3 separate regions of the Homo sapiens genome follow, and all the other regions are linked to region 3. The links are chromatin contacts, found by Hi-C in ENCODE. All regions are on one chromosome and are shown on one strand. The core of a region is the stretch at or near the end of the contact, and the rest is flanking DNA. Distances in the headings are between cores, read along the strand shown. Region 1 overlaps SLC9A7 (solute carrier family 9 member A7). Region 2 holds the start of CHST7 (carbohydrate sulfotransferase 7). Region 3 overlaps JADE3 (jade family PHD finger 3).

Region 1 (3,137 bases), core at 226-2,725, 340 kb before region 3:
AAGGGAGGCACTTGGAAGCACAAAAAAATGGGCGGGTTGGGGGGGGGGCGGTGGTCACAGAGTAGCAACTGGAGGAAAGGCACCTCTGCAACTGTTTGAAGTTAAAGATTTAGGTGACAGATTTACGGGTATCAGATTTCAGCCTGGAGAAACAAAAACAAACAAAAAAAAACACGGAGGACCCAGAAACAAATGATTCTAACTTGCTCAGAAAGTCATATGTGAACGCAACAATAAACTGCTGATTTTCTACAGTTTTCACTACATACACACAGACAGACACGCACACACGTGTGCATATACACAGGCATTGGTGGTTTCCTTTCCTCCACACTCCATTAATATCCGGCTTGTGACCTTGTCCTGTTGATATGGTGAAACTGGGATAAATTCAGATTCACACTCTTAGCTGCTCCAAAGTGGCCTCATCAATGAGTGCTCTTCTGTAAACTCAGGGAAGGAAGTGAATGATGTGTCTGCATGTACGGCCAACAGAAATCTCAGCTGTCTGGTCTGGCATGAAAAGTCCCCTGCTTTATCGGGGTGGGAGGCCACCCCCAGGGCTGGGCAGCTTGCCTCCAGCTAGGGTTGTTTTTGTTTTGGTTGCAAAGTCACCAAGACCTCCAGAGAAACAAAGCACTGAGTTTTGTTTTTTGTTTTTTGTTTTTTTTGTCTTGTTTTGTTCTAATGAGTCAAACTTACCAGGGGACACAAAGCTGAAGTCTGCCCACAATATTTTTATGCTTTCCCCACATGAAGCAAAGTTCTAGCCAACAGCTCCCTTCCTTTTCCCACATGAGCTAATATTCTGTAGCTCCCTAGCCATGACTCTGTTTATAGCCTTGGGCTTCAAGACCAGTGAGGAGAATTGTGCTCATTATAAGACATGCCTTCCCATCAAATGTCACTTTTTTGTTTGTTGTTTTTAGGAAGATTATTTAGAAAATGAGGTAAAGAGAACCGCCCTTTTTTTTCTCTGGTGGAGAACAAACATCTGGACTTTCCCTACCTCTGATTTCAGTTTCATGACAACACTGAGCATGTGACCTGGATCTATTTCAGGGGAAACTGCAAGAACCCAGGGTTTCACCCAAAAATGAGAAGCCCATTTATTTCTGTTTTCCTGTTTCTCATGGCCACAGAGTGCACTGAGCCCTGCTGTTAGTGGCTCACTAGAATGAGGAGGTCAGACCAGGAGGAACTGGAGAAATAAGGTCCTCTCTGCACAAGGGCGTGAGTCATTTCTAAGAGGGTGTCCTGGAGAACCAAGCTTGAAGTTTGCATGTTTTTCCCCATATGACAGCAATCTTGAAAACCTTTCAAAAGGTCAGTGGAACTGACTTTGAGGGGCCCTCTGCATGACTGTGTATGAGGTCTGGAAGGAAGGAGGTCAGGGGGAAGCTGTGACACAGCTTCTGGCTAGGGCTGTGGCAAACAGGGTGCCATTAGGAGTGCAGCGCGAGTGGCTGCCAGCCCGTTCACAACACCACATGTGCGGTGCTCTCAGCCCAAGGGGCCCTCTGGGAGCTGACAGGAACACTGAGTTCATCCATCCAGGCCCATCCAGGGAGGTTCCTGAGACTCACTCCACCTGGGGGTGGGGGCTATTTTAGCTGTTACTGCATGGACTAAATACAAGAACCCTCAGCACTTTGGACCTGCTGCTTTCTCACTCAAACATTTCCACAGAAAAGTGACAGTAAGCTTGTTACTGAATCTAATTACAAGCCCAGTGTTCCCAGTGCGCAGGGCTCATGTGATACATAGTAAGTTCTACTACATGACCAGCCAAATCCTTTCACTTATTTCCTGTTACAGATGCTTGAATGCAGAGGTAGGAGCAATGGGAAACAGCAAAGGGGGTGGGGATGTTTTGAATGGTCCAGAGCAAGATGAAATCTCTCCAAATCTTATGATCCAGCTGCTATTGGCCTTTTTTTCTTACAAAATTAATCTAGACTGGCCACAGTTCTGTGGAGGATGCTTTAGAATAGGGCAGCCATGTCCTACCAGAGCCATTATCTTTCCTTTGGTGAAATAAGGACGGCCATCATGTTTTCCCCTGGGGTTTTCTCAGGCTGAGTTTCAAGATCTCCCAAACTGTTATACTCTAAATTAGCCTCGAGGTGCTCAGTTCCTGAACTCCTGTTTTCTAAAGTCCTTAATCAAAGCTAGAGTCAAATAGCAAATTTTCAAAGAGAACTCACTGAGACCACATGCTCCCAACTGACATAATGGCCAATTCTAAGATCATCTCAAAGGTCTTCTGGAGCTCATTAAAGTGGGTGCCAAATCTCCAATGAAGCTTATTGAAAACTCTTCCCAAAATGTCCAGAACTTTCCAGGTCATGGCTTTGTGTCCCTTGAGCAGGGACCTAGAATGGACATCAATGCTATAAATGCCTTATCAGGCTGTGGCCACCCTTAAAGAGAAAGAAACCACAAAAGGCCACAGTGGCACCCCATTGACCCCACACAGCACCACATTTTGCCAGCCTTATTAAATCTGATTTGGTAGATGGAATCATTTAGAAGATCCTATGGAATGTGAAGTCTGCTGCAGACTGCTGCAGGATTAAGTGCAATGATGAGTCAGATTCAAAGCTGACTGGAAAAAAAAGAATAGGGTTTCATGGACAACATACACAGGTGGTCAGTAAAGCTGCCTGTTGCATGCTGCATCTCTCTCATTCCCTCATCCACCCAACAAACACCTATCAGGTTCCTGCATGTGCCAGCCACTGTGCTCAGCACTGGGCATTCAATGCTGAACGACATAGTTATTGACTCCCAAGGTCAAATAATATATTGGTAACACATTTCTGCCCCTATCATAACTCTCCTTTCCCCACCTTGCCTGCCCAGGTCATGCTGACCTGGATAAAGAGCCAGACCTAGAGACAAAATCATCCCGACAGCTGCACAACAGGGATGATATGGCAACCTCAATTCTTGTCTGTAAATTTGTTGATACTCTTCCCATCCAGAGGTTATGGTCTCTATCCCCTCCCATTGGGTCTGGGCTGGTCTTAGGAATGCATTTCTAAGCAATAGAAAGCCACGGAAGTGATGCTGTAGAACTTGCAAGATTAGGTCAGAAAAGGTGATATAGCCTCTACCTTGCTTGCTGGGACACT
Region 2 (3,169 bases), core at 121-2,620, 390 kb before region 3:
TGTGCCTGGCTCACACCTGTGGAGAAATGTTTCGCAGTGGTGTTTGCAGGCACAGAGAAAGCCAAAAGCAGGGTTTGGGGGATTTTGCTAGATGAGTAATGAAAAGGCAGAGGGCACGTGAGTTTAGCTTATTGGAGGGAGTGTTATTAAAATAATGGTATGGCATCTTTCAGCTGAATATGAAAAATTGAGAAGAAAGTGGGGGTGGTGGTCAAAAAGTGGAGGTTGGAGAATAGGGAAGATTTGAACAACTGGCTGGAAGAAGAGGGGAATTGTGGAAAGAAAACGAAATGCTTGAGTCAGTGGTTTCACAGGTGGAGTAGCTTCCGTGATGAAAAAGACCAGTGGAGAGCATTGCATATGTTCTCACTCTTCCAATTTGAACACCTTCCCCTGGTGGAGATAAGTAGATATGCTTTCTATGTTTTATTAACTTTACAACACCTTCCCCAAGCTGGTGAAAGGAAGCTCTCACTTCCTTATTCATTAGCCTGATGAAACAGAGCAAAATGTATCTTTTTTGGTTCTGTTTTGAATTTTAGTAACTCTAGTCTTCATCTGCCTGTTGGACTTCCTGTCTCTTTTTCATCTATCTTTGGGTACACATTTCTTCTTACGGGTCCTTTTAAACACCGAGCTCCTGAGAAAGGTCACCATTCTACCACTTTGATTCTGTAAATGTCTTTTGCTCATAGGTGTCAGAATAGGCTGGGTTATACTGTGGTAACAACCCCCAAATCTCGCAATCCCAGGAGGTACATGGGTACTAAGAATTATTCACATTTTACAAATGACCAAACTGGGCCCCAGAGTATTGGTAAAATGTGCAGAGCCCATCAGCTGGTGAAACCCTAAGGAACACAACACTTAGAATTTCACAAAGGCTAGACTTTATGAAATGTGCTGCGTGGATGCAGTAGTATCTCCAACCCCCCTGGACCGCTCTGCCACGTACAATCTTCTATCTTTCAGTCCGGAACTCAGTAACACCCACTCCAGGGCTGATGGGGGCGCTGGATGTATAGTGGCGAGTGTTTATCTGCCTAGGATAGCGATGGCTAGGCAGGGGACATAAAACAGAAGAGGCAGTGACCTTCTCCGGGTGGGGTCTATGGCCCTTTACTGGGTACATTCTGTACACACAGGCCCCTCCTTTGCCTGAAGTCATTGATGAAGACTTCATTACGGAGGGTTTGGGGAAAGGTGGGGGTCTGGCTGGGTAAGCCGGCGTCCCAGCCCCGCTACAGCCCCGCCCAGATCTGGCAGAGCCGTGGGCGAACCCAGGCGGGCAGAAAGGCGGGGCGGGCGGCTGCCAAGCCGGCCAATAGGCGGCTCTCCGGCTGCTAAGCCGAGAGGGCAGGGGCGCCGTCAGTAGCACCACCGCCTTCCAAGTTTCCCCTTGTGGATGCGCGGCCCCGCGGCTCTGCTCCTCCCGGCGCAGAGGGGCCGGGAGAGGCCACAGGAGCGGACCTGGCACGGGATTTCTGAGGAACGGGAGAAGACTGGCGCCCGACCCGCTCTGGAGGGTCGGTGAACGATGAAGGGCCGGCGGCGGCGACGCCGAGAGTACTGCAAGTTCGCGCTGCTGTTGGTGCTGTACACGCTGGTGCTGTTGCTCGTCCCCTCCGTATTGGACGGCGGCCGCGACGGGGACAAGGGCGCCGAGCACTGCCCCGGCCTGCAGCGCAGCCTGGGAGTGTGGAGCCTGGAGGCGGCGGCGGCCGGCGAACGCGAGCAGGGAGCGGAGGCGCGGGCCGCCGAGGAAGGGGGCGCGAACCAGTCTCCTCGGTTCCCAAGCAACCTCAGCGGCGCTGTCGGGGAGGCAGTGTCTCGCGAGAAGCAGCACATCTACGTGCATGCCACCTGGCGCACCGGCTCGTCCTTCCTGGGCGAACTCTTTAACCAGCACCCGGACGTTTTCTACTTGTATGAGCCCATGTGGCATCTATGGCAGGCGCTGTATCCGGGCGACGCCGAGAGCTTGCAGGGCGCGCTGCGCGACATGCTGCGTTCGCTCTTCCGCTGCGACTTCTCCGTGCTGCGGCTGTACGCGCCGCCGGGGGACCCCGCTGCGCGCGCCCCGGACACGGCCAATCTTACCACGGCCGCCCTCTTCCGCTGGCGGACTAACAAGGTCATCTGCTCGCCGCCACTGTGTCCTGGCGCACCCCGTGCCCGGGCCGAGGTGGGCCTCGTCGAGGACACCGCCTGCGAGCGCAGCTGCCCACCCGTGGCGATACGCGCCCTGGAGGCCGAGTGCCGAAAGTACCCGGTGGTGGTCATCAAGGACGTGCGCCTGCTCGATCTGGGCGTGCTGGTGCCCCTGTTGCGTGATCCAGGCCTCAACCTGAAGGTGGTGCAGCTTTTCCGCGACCCGAGGGCGGTGCACAACTCGCGCCTCAAGTCTAGGCAGGGACTGCTGCGCGAGAGCATCCAGGTGCTGCGCACCCGCCAGAGGGGCGACCGCTTCCACCGTGTGCTGCTGGCGCACGGCGTGGGTGCTCGCCCCGGGGGCCAGTCTCGCGCGCTGCCCGCCGCGCCGCGCGCCGATTTCTTCCTGACCGGTGCGCTCGAGGTGATCTGCGAAGCCTGGCTGCGCGATCTGCTTTTCGCGCGCGGCGCGCCCGCCTGGCTGCGGCGCCGCTACCTGAGGCTGCGCTATGAGGACCTGGTGCGGCAGCCACGCGCCCAGCTGCGCCGCCTGCTGCGCTTCTCCGGGCTACGCGCGCTCGCAGCGCTCGATGCCTTCGCGCTCAACATGACTCGCGGCGCGGCCTACGGCGCCGACCGGCCCTTCCACCTGTCAGCGCGCGACGCCCGGGAGGCGGTGCACGCCTGGCGCGAGCGCCTGAGCCGAGAGCAGGTGCGCCAGGTGGAGGCCGCCTGCGCTCCAGCCATGCGTCTGCTCGCCTACCCTCGCAGCGGAGAGGAGGGCGACGCGGAGCAGCCCAGGGAAGGGGAGACGCCGCTGGAGATGGATGCCGACGGCGCCACGTAGCCTCCCATCCCTGTCCCCGGCACGGATCCGGGTAAGGTGGCCCGGGGCAAGGCAGGGACCGGGACTGGTCTTCCGGGAGCCTGGAATGGCCTGGGGAGGGGGAAGTGTAGGGGGGAGGGTACCATGCTGGATCCCATTCTATCAGATCAGGTCCAAGAGGATGGGAAAGTC
Region 3 (3,186 bases), core at 236-2,735:
GAGTTCAGAGATTTTTCTAGATTTTGTGATGGCATAGAGGAAGGTGCCAACTGAGACCAGTTAGAAGGTAGGAAGAACTAGTGGAAAACAGAACATAGTTTCCTCAGTGTTGATCGTCTTCCAGCTTGATGTATCTGGTTGTCAGGACTTTTTTCTTTTTGTTGATGTATCTTTCCTATTCTTTCTTCCTTCCTTCTTTGCTTTGCTTTTCCCTCCTACCTTCCTGTCTCTTTCGCCTTTCCTTTCTATCTCCAGCTCTGGACCAGAGGACCTTGTTTTGGGAGCCATAAGCATGTGGGTAGGGCACTTCAGGGAACCACCATCACCTACAAGATGGTTAGAGGAAGAAAAAAAGTGTTAGCAACACAGGGAACTTGAAAAAAGCTTCTGGAAGCCAAAGGAGTAGTTTCAAGAAGGCCAGAGTGATCAGCGTGTCAAATGCAGCATACAGATACTTAAAGATGAGGGTTGGGAAGTATGCACATTTTTCCAAGAATTCTGGTGAGATAGAAGCAATTAAGGAGAGATTGAGAGTAAGGAAGGAGTTACAGACTGTAAACTACTTTTTGAGGAGTTTGCAAGAGAAGGCAAAGAAAGAAAGAAAGTGGATATTAGCTAGAGAAAAATGAAGTAGGGTCAAGAGATGGTTTGGGAATAAAGGTAGAGAGGTTGGAACCTGTTAACAGAAAGAAATCCAGCATAAAGGCAGAATTTGGAAGTTAAAAGGCAGATTTTTTCTGTTCATAGAAAATCATCCATATGTTTAGAGCTGTCTAGACATTAGAATAAATTGCTTGTTAGATAGTGAGCTCCTGGTCACTGGAGTAGTCAAGCAGAGCTTAGCTGTTTTCTGGTCAACTGTGTAGAAAGATACATTGGTGAGTGCCTTCAGGAGTTTTAGCCTGTGTTCAATTCCTAACAGTTTTCCCAAAGTTGCTTTAAGCATTATAAGTTAATGAGTTATTCTGTGGATCTGCCTTGCCTGGCAGCTCTCTAGAGATTTGTGGAATCACTAGACCAAGTTAATTTATTTGCCTTTGATCTTGAAGGATGAAATTAAACTGCAGATTTTCAGATAACAAAATATTGAGGCTTAGGGTCCAGGAAAGTTTCATCACATTGAACAATCAATCATGCTGTAGGCTCACAGGTATTTTTTTGACAAGATGGTCACTTTCCACACACAGCAACAAAGAGTCTTTGTTTCAAAATTTTGAGTTTAATTTTTTATCTGTCCATTTTTGTAAAATGGCGTTAACTCAGAATAATTAAAATAGGGCTAAGATAATAGGAGAAATGAATAGAAAGGAAAAACCTGCTTTCTTCTGTGTTTCATATTCCTATCTGGATGTTTTTGGTTTTCTAGGGCCAAGGGGAGGTAATTAGGTTCCATCCATGACTTAGATCTTTTAGTGATCTCTTTCGTTAACATTTAAAACAATTCAGGGGTAACTTGTTGTTTTGTCTCAAATGACTCAGGTACTGTTTCCAAATCTGGCTTCCTGGGGCGGCTACTGGAGCATGAACAGCAAAAATGACTGAACTCAACTAATTCTCAGAAAGCCATATTTTAGTCAGTACTTTCCAGCTTTCTCACTCATCATTGCTTTTACAGAACTAACAAGTGTTGTAACTAACTGATTAGCCTTTTATTTCTTCTCGAGTTACACATTTTAAATTCTGTTAACCTTTCAGAATGCTAATAAGTAGTGAAATGACTAAAATCCAGGCAGGGAGACTAGAAAATGCAAGGACTGAGAAAACAGCTCCCCGCTCCCAAGGCAAAACCAGGAATACCAGGTGTGGTGAATATTTATCTTTTGAGGAAAAATAGATATACTTCCTTGTTACAAAGTGACTTGCTTTCTTCTGGGCCCACAGATAGGGGGTCAGCCTCCCAATTATCCCCAGGCTTGTAAGTTTTACCCGTTTCTTAGCCTGTTTGTTTCCTCACTCTGGAAGAGTACAGTAAGTGAAAATCTCACAAAATGATAGGTTGATTCTTTCTCTTTCTCAAATTAATACTTTCCAGATATGTAGGAACATTAATAAACTGCTCTTTTTATCATATACTTGCTTTTTTAATAGTTAATTTTTAAATTTTGAGTTAATTTTTTATTTTGAGTTAAGAGATTTTGAGATAATAAATTTAGACAGGAGTTGCAAAAATAGTGCAGAGAGCAAACTTCCCATTCCAGACAGGATGGAGTAGACACATTTCAGTCTATTCCAATTCAAAGTAATGATACAGTGAGTTTAAAGGTAAATGGAAAATTAACCAGGCACAGTAGTGCACACCTGTAGTCCTAGCTACCTGGGAGGCTGAGGCAGGAGGATTGCTTGAGCCCAGGAATTGGAGGTTATGGTGAGCTACGATTGTGCCACTGCACTCCAGCCTGTGTGACAGAGCAAGACCGTATCTCAAAATAAAAAGTAAATGGATGGAAAAAAAATATCATGCAAACACCAATCAAAAGAAAACTGGAGTGGCTATACTAATATCAGATAATTAGATATCACAGCAAAGAAAATTACCAGGGACTAAAAGAATGATACAAAGGGTCGATCCACCAAGAAGGCATAGCAATTTTAAATGTGTATGCACCACATAACAGAGCTTCAAAGAACACAAAGCAAAACCCAACAGACCTGAATTGAGAAATAGACAAACCCAAACCCACAATTATGCTTGAGAATGTTAATACCCCTCTTTCAGTAATTGATAGAACCAGTAGACAGAAAATCAGCAAAGATATAGAAGAAATAACACCACCAGTCAACCAGATTTAATTGACATTTATAGAATGCTTCACCCAACAACAGCATAATATACTTACTTTTCAAGTGCACAAGCAACATTCACCAAGGTTGACTACATCCCAGGTCATAAAACAAACCTCAACAAATGGAAAAGAAGTGAAATCATATAGAGTATATTCTCAGACCATAATAGAATCAAAGTAGAAATCAAAAACAGAAAGACGGCTGGGTGTGGTGGCTCACGCCTCTAATCCTAGCACTTTGGGAGGCCAAGGCGGACAGATCACTTAAGGTCAGGAGTTCGAGACCAGCCTGGCCAACATGGTGAAATCCCCTCTCTACTAAAAATACAAAAATCAGCCGGGCGTGGTGGCACATGCCTGTAATCCCAGCTGCTCAGGAGGCTGAGGCACGAGAATTGCTTTA

The links. A loop is a pair of places that touch in the nucleus more often than their neighbours do. Pooled maps may share reads with other maps.
Region 1: a loop to region 3 is called in a map with no recorded cell type, with 13 times the contacts of the local background. The contact joins two enhancer-like sites. A Hi-C loop is called at or near these places in 11 of 37 single-sample maps with no recorded cell type and 8 of 50 pooled maps.
Region 2: a map with no recorded cell type shows a loop between it and region 3 (10-fold over the local background). The contact joins the promoter of CHST7 here to the enhancer-like site in region 3. A Hi-C loop is called at or near these places in 14 of 37 single-sample maps with no recorded cell type and 5 of 50 pooled maps.

What each region holds. Positions count from the first base shown.
Region 1 is chrX:46,627,741-46,630,877 of GRCh38, forward strand. All of the region lies in intron 14 of SLC9A7 (solute carrier family 9 member A7), which reads right to left. Among named protein-coding and RNA genes, the nearest start is that of CHST7, 56 kb to the left of the region's middle. Within about 2 kb of position 1,476, at least 17 of the 41 ENCODE cell types and tissues checked have a DNase peak (open chromatin) inside an H3K27ac peak, as active enhancers do.
Region 2 is chrX:46,572,395-46,575,563 of GRCh38, forward strand. CHST7 (carbohydrate sulfotransferase 7) reads left to right here and starts at 1,371. Exons shown (of 2, transcript NM_019886.4): 1 at 1,371-3,029. The coding sequence starts at 1,538. The coding sequence ends at 2,998. RefSeq lists silencers at 2,389-2,438, 2,559-2,618.
Region 3 is chrX:46,966,151-46,969,336 of GRCh38, forward strand. All of the region lies in intron 1 of JADE3 (jade family PHD finger 3), which reads left to right. Among named protein-coding and RNA genes, the nearest start is that of JADE3, 55 kb to the left of the region's middle. Within about 2 kb of position 1,486, at least 2 of the 41 ENCODE cell types and tissues checked have a DNase peak (open chromatin) inside an H3K27ac peak, as active enhancers do.